2 separate regions of the Mus musculus genome follow, and region 2 is linked to region 1. A link is a contact called in ENCODE Hi-C or POLR2A ChIA-PET data. All regions are on one chromosome and are shown on one strand. Each heading gives the region's core, a stretch centred on a gene start or an enhancer-like site at or near the end of the contact. The rest is flanking DNA. Distances are from core to core; before and after follow the strand shown.

Region 1 (3,020 bases), core at 75-2,574:
AGGCAGGTGGATTTCTGAGGCCAGCCAGGGCTATACAGAGAAACCCTGTCTCAAAAAACAAATCTGCCCTCCTGAACAGGTGCACCCTAATGAGAATTCCTGTGTCTTTTCCCAAATCACTTCCCACTGTATGCTGATACAATATTCAGTTGAAATTGATAATATTGTTACACCTTGTTAGTAAATTGGTTTGTTTTTTAAATATTTGGGATTATGGGATGCATCCACAAAGTACAGAGTGTCACCCATCTGTAGCCACAGAGGTTTAACAAATGTTGCCATTTTCTACTGACATCCTGTTCTGGGTTGGTGGACTCTGTAGTAGTCCAGTTACTACAGACCGGCCTAGTAGACATGAGTGCTTTAGGTAATGGTGATGTTCTGCTTATATAATCGATGCAGACACACCATACCCCACTTTGTATGTTTGCCTGGCCGGGGGGGGGGGGGGCATCCTAAGGGGACACCGACGTCTGCCCCCTCTCTCGCCTCAGCTGTGTTACTATCTGGGTGTGTGATATTTTTGTTGCTTGTATTTTGAAGACAAGGTCTCTGTAGCTATGTAGACCAGGCTGTTCTCGAACTATTGATCCGCCGGTCCTGGAGGAGTGACTCTTCTTTCCGGTACAGTGGCTTGCTTGTCCTGATCCCTAGGCTCTCAGTCGTTGAGAAGCTTAGAGAACTAAACTGCAGAAACCTCCCTGGGCCTGGTTCAGGAGATCCCAACTCTTCCCACTTCAGCTGAACTAGAGCCTCTCCACCCCTTTTCCCGGGCCGCGCTAGGGGCGGGGTGCCGAGATGTTTCTGTGACGTCAGCACGCGCAAGACCAATCCCCCTACCCAGGAGACGTTAAATCATTTGCATGGCTCCTCAGTCATTGGTCTCTTCAGCCCTGGGTTGTCCCAGCTGTTTAAAGGCGCCGTCTAACGGAACAGAAAGCGAGCGAGTAGAGAGGCGAGGTGAGCTATGAGGTCATCGCAGGCCTGCCGGGCTTGTGGTGACGTCATCTCCGGGAAGTGTGCTTGCCGAGCTAAGAGCGGTCCTCTCACCTCGGCTGCGTGAGAGGCTGCGTGCCCCACAGAGGCCGCGGCCCTAAGAAGGTAACCTTGACCTGTTAGTGCGTGCCACGGTCCCCGTACCTGGGCTCGCACCGCTCATCACCTGCGACTCGGCCTTGTGGGCTTTGAAGTATGAGGTGGGGGCGAAGAGGCTTTTTTAGCCAGCCTTTCAAGATGGCGACCCGCTAGTCACGTGCCGCCCGCAGGACGCGATTGGCCGACGCGCGGCGCGGGGCGGGGCCTGCGGGGCGGGGCCTGCGGGGCGGGGCGGGTGTCCGCTCTTGCCGCTACTGTTTGCTTGCGCGTCCTGGCGCGCCCCCGCGAGCCGCCTCCCGCGCTGCGCGCCCCCGCCGATCCGAATGTTGTGAATCAAAACGTGGGGCTGGTTCCATCCGGCCGCCGCGGACAGTTCTTAAAGGGCCAGCCCGCCGGAGAGCACAGCTGCGTCCTGCGCCGCCCTTCTCTCGGGCCCGGGCTGGGGAGGCGGAAGACAGAGCAGGCTCGCGAAGGAGCGGGCGCTTCACCGTCCGCACCCCGCATCGCGAACAAAGGAGCCCGCGTGTGGTCGGACGGCTGCCGGTGAGTCGGGCCGGGCCTCTTAACTTCGGACCCGCACCCCGGAACTACGGCTCCCTCGGGGACGCGTTGTTTGCCGGCCTCGTAGGCGTCGATCCCGGGCTGAGGGAGTGGTGGGAGACGGCGGCGGGGCCCCCGGGCCAGGTGCTGCCTGCGGCTACCTAGTCCGGGCCGCTCTTCTGCCTTGCAGAGCGCTGCGGTGGAGGGGAAGGAGCCAACCCCTCCCCCTGCAGCCGCCACTTCCTTTGTTGTTGCTTTTGTCTCACGCCGAGCACATGGTCCGGGATCCTCGGCTCTTAAAGTCACAGCGCTCTAGCCCCAGCGGTGCTGCCTGCCTTTTCCCCTCAGTGTTCCTCCGAGTGCGGCATTACGGAGTAAGGGGAACAACGGAGGCCCCTCCTGAGACAGGTGTACGAGCTTCGGTCCCATCCCCAAGGAGGGGTAGCTTTGGAAAACTGCTGGAGCCCCACGGCCTGCTTTGGGGAGGAGCCTTATCCTCTGGGACTTTGTTTTCCTTCCCCATAATGTGAACACCTAGTTTCTTGTCTGTGGCTTTTTTAGGGGCGCCCTGGGGAGATTTCAGTCTCTATTGTTAATAAGGCTTAGCCGAAACTAAAGGGGTTCTTTAACCAAGGTCACCCAGGGAGTCTAAGCTGGCCAAGGTGTGGTGGTTCCGCCCTAAATCGCCTCCTCGGCCTTTGTGGGAGTTGGGAAGCTCCTACTTAGAGGGAGGTACGGCGAGCATGTAGGGTAGGGGAACTTGTATTCCCACCTAAGCCTGCTCGTCTGCTAGAGGGAGTGAATCTTTCTGCAAACCGACCCTATTCGACTCTACTCAAGGGTTAGAATGTGTGCTTGGGACTCTGTACTTGGCTGGCGGGGTTGTGGACCCATGGGGACAAGAGATAGACTTAGGGGAGTTTACACAAACTTTATGGATAGAGAGCAGTACAGTGAAGAGAGGTGTGGGAAAGCAGTGGTGCTGGTTGACCTTGAGTGTGTTGATTGGTCCAGCTCAGTCACTCTTGCGTCTCTGGGACACTACTCACGCATAAAGATACTACATCTCACACGTGGCTCCTGAAGTACTCTGTAGTTTTCCCTCCGACCACTGTCATTGAGACTACTGGGGCTTTGGGTCTAGGGAACCAGCCAGGAGGACCAATTGTGTTCCCCGTGGTCTAGAACAAGTCCTTGGGGTTTCAGTAACTGAAATGGGTGTGTCCCCTCTTTACCACTTTAGTTTCTGGCAGGAGTTAAAGAACCACCTTTCTGTTCCTCAGGTACACTGCTGGACACCATGCTCGTGCCTCCTTTAGCGCTTAGGGACTTGTGTCTACCTAGGGTAGGGGTGCAGGAGGAGGCCAACCATTCACACCACAGCT
Region 2 (3,181 bases), core at 229-2,728, 180 kb after region 1:
GTCCCAGCTAGTTTTACATCAACTTGTAACAAGCTACAGTGATCTGAGGGAAAGGGACCTCAATCGAAAATGTATAGCCTAAGATCCAGCTGTAAACAAGTCTGTAGGGCATTTCCTCAACTAGTGATTGCAGTGGGAAGACCCAGCCTATTGTGGGTGGAGCCACCCCGGGCTAGTGGTCCTGGTTTCTGTGAGAAAGCAGGTTAAGCAAGCCAGAGGTGGCAAGCCGGTAAAGAAAGCATCGCTTCACCATACGGCCTCTGCACAACCTCTACTTCCAAATTCCTGCCCTGCTTGAATTCTTGTCCTGACTTCTTTAGTATGAACAGCGAAGTGTAAACTAAACCAATTTCTCTCCAAGTTGCTTTGGGTCATGGTGTTTCATCACAGCAACAGTAATCCTAAGACACCTACCTTTGGGTGTAGGAAGACTTCCCAAAGGCAACTTAGAATGAATGAGCACTCAAAATGTGATTTACACGCTTATAGAGTAGCTGACATTGATTTAGGACACATATTAGGAAGAACAGAGAAGGATCCCTTGATTTTTGAAGCCACAGCATGTAGATCATGGTAGGGGTCAGGTCACTAAATTTCTGTGGAGAGTTCTAGAAAGCCAGAGACCACAGATATTTTTATTCCATCACTTCAGGAGCAGGGACAAAGATAAAGAACCGAAGGAAAAACAAAGGTGGGAGTGCCCCGCCCCCTGGCTTTGTATGTGATTCGCATCTGCAAAGCAAAATTAACTGTCCTTCTCCACAACTCAAAAATCGGGGCCCTAGCTCAAGAACTAGGCCCTGCAGCGCAGCCGCCACCATGCCAAGGGCGGCGCTTCCCTCGCTCGCAGCCGGGGCTCCTGTTACCTCCTTGCACACATCTGTGCCCATCATAAGCCAAACAATTACGCGCTCCCGCGCGCCCGCCTCGAGGTCCGGGTGGCGGCTGCGGCCTGGCCAGGACCCCCCACTCCTCCCGCTGCCAAAGCTCTGGAGCCAGCTCGGGCCGGAGGCCACCGCCGGCCACCGCTTGGCAGCTCGCACTGGTGCTCAGTGTGTCGCCCATGTGCTCGGCCGGCTCCGCAGCACAACCCTGTAGGGCTCAGCGCTGGCCAGCCCGAGGCCTGCCTTGCCAGCGGCGCCACCGAGCTCCTCGAGGCCCGAGGCCGCCAAAGGCGGGAAGACACGGCGGCGGGGAGCCAGGGTCGCAACGCTGAGGCCCCGAGGGGGCGACGCTCGGCTCCCGTCGGGCGTGGCGAGCGGCAGTGGATTCACTCACCACGGTTCGGCGGGGCAGCGCGCCGGGGGTCCGAGACAGGGCCCGGCGCAGCCTCCGCGCCCTGCCCGAGCGGGTCCCGGCCGAGCTCTCGGAGCCACTGTCGTCGGAGATCACGATAAAGTCCTCCATGGCTACGGGCCCGGCGGAGCCACGCGCGAGCGGCGAGCGGCCCCGGCGACTCCGACTCCGGTTCCAGCTGCTGAAGCGACTGCAGCGAAGGCGTCGCAGACACCGGGGTTAGTACCCCGCCGGCCCCGCCCCCTCCATTGCCCCGCCCCCACCGCGCCCCGCCTCCAGAGGACCGGTCCCGCTCGGAGCCCCGCCTATCTCGGGGGCAGCCGCGCGCCCGGGTCAGGGCAGTGTCACAGAACCCTGGAGGAGCCAGGCTCCCTTTCCCTCAGAGAAGGAGAGAGAGGGAAGAGAGGGAAAGGGAGGGATAGAACCGAGGGGCTGGGCCGCATGGTCGGCGGGCTTGAAAAACGCTGAGGTTGAGAGGTTGTCCGCCGCCGCTCTCAACCGATCACAGTGGGCAGTGCTGGTGACGAGCCCCTGGCTGCAGGTGTGAGGACTGGAGTGAGCTGATGGAGCCTCTGATAGCGCATTTAATTGACCCGGTAGTGGAGCCTGCACCTGGCAGAAGGAGCAGTGACGCCTTCGGGTTAAAGAAGCCCTGAGGGGCTGAAAAGGGTAACCTGAACCTAGGGTTTTATTGACTGGGGCTTCTGGCTGAGATAAGGGAGAGATACCCACTCTTGTGTGTGCAGGTAAATCCGTGGGATAAATTCCCAGAAGCAGGTTTATTGGATCAAATCTATGTTTTTATTGTTATTTTGACAAATGGTACCAAATTGTCTTAAGTTGTGCCGATTTGCGGTTTCACCAACAATACGTGTCGCAGGAATTTAAACTGTCAGATGTAAGAGTTTGTTGAGTTTCTAGTTGACAGAAACCACTGAAAAGGCACATACAGAGAGCTATGAGGTCCCAGAGTGCCCGTATACTCCAATGCTGTGAGCAAGCAGAAAATATAGGGATAAAATTGTATCCCCATCAGAGGGAAATATGGGTAAGTAGTGAATTCTTTGGTTGTTTTGTTGAAGGGTAGGGACATTAAATCAAAATAGGGCCCATGGCTATTTTAAAAATGTGCAATACTGACAAAACCCTGCTGCTTATGCTCAAGTAACTTCAAAAAATAGAATAATAAAATGTCTTTAACAAAAAGGGGGGAGTTCCTAGAGGCAAAGCTGTTGTGTGCTGTCTAAGCAGCGTGTGATGCAGTGTTTTCTAATCTTTAGTGAACTTCTGAATCAGCCAGAGAGTGTATAATAAAGTTTGCAGGACTACACACCAGTGTTTCTGACTGAGAAACTGAGTTTTGGGAGTGAGCCCCAAATTGGTATTTCTCTCAGGTTTCTAGGTGATATTGACATTGCTTAGAGTCTGGTGAACACACTTGAAGGTTCACTGCTCTGAGTCAGGCATCACGGTGCTTGCCTTGAATCCTAGCTCTTGAAAGGCCAAGGTCAGCCAGGGTGAGAGAAAGGGAGAGGAAGGAGGAGGAAAAGGAGGAGGGGAGAGGGAAAGGGGAGGGAAGGGAAGGAGAGAGATCACTGGCCTGTTGGGCAAATAGCTTGACCACAGGTTTCAGATGTTTTGGTCCAGTGGGTGAATTGTTATAAAGGGATACAGTAAAGTAAGTTTCCTGTAGTGCTATCAAGCATCCATCTCAACACACACACACACAACACACACACACACACACACACACACACACACACACGGAATCTAATCTAGGACTCCATACAGGCTAAGCTATACCCCTGTCTCTTTGACTGTGGTTTTTCTAATCAGTTATCTCTAGCGTCTAACTGCCTCTTGTTCCTCCACTCAGCCCTTAAAT

The links. A loop is a pair of places that touch in the nucleus more often than their neighbours do. ChIA-PET counts read pairs that join two places held with the same protein, here RNA polymerase II (POLR2A).
Region 2: a loop to region 1 is called in a map of T-helper 17 cell, with 2.3 times the contacts of the local background. The contact joins the promoter of Simc1 here to the promoter of Rnf44 in region 1. A Hi-C loop is called at or near these places in 1 of 37 maps with a recorded cell type or tissue (T-helper 17 cell). POLR2A ChIA-PET finds 5 or more read pairs at or near these places in 1 of 5 experiments (embryonic stem cell).

Annotation. Positions count from the first base shown.
Region 1 is chr13:54,686,112-54,689,131 of GRCm38, reverse strand. It overlaps Rnf44 (ring finger protein 44), which reads left to right and starts at 1,324. Exons shown (of 11, transcript NM_001146026.1): 1 at 1,324-1,638.
Region 2 is chr13:54,502,102-54,505,282 of GRCm38, reverse strand. Simc1 (SUMO-interacting motifs containing 1) reads right to left here and starts at 1,478. Exons shown (of 10, transcript NM_176987.4): 1 at 1,279-1,478. The coding sequence starts at 1,407. It overlaps LOC115486438 (a long non-coding RNA gene), which reads left to right and starts at 969. Exons shown (of 3, transcript NR_168901.1): 1 at 969-1,514.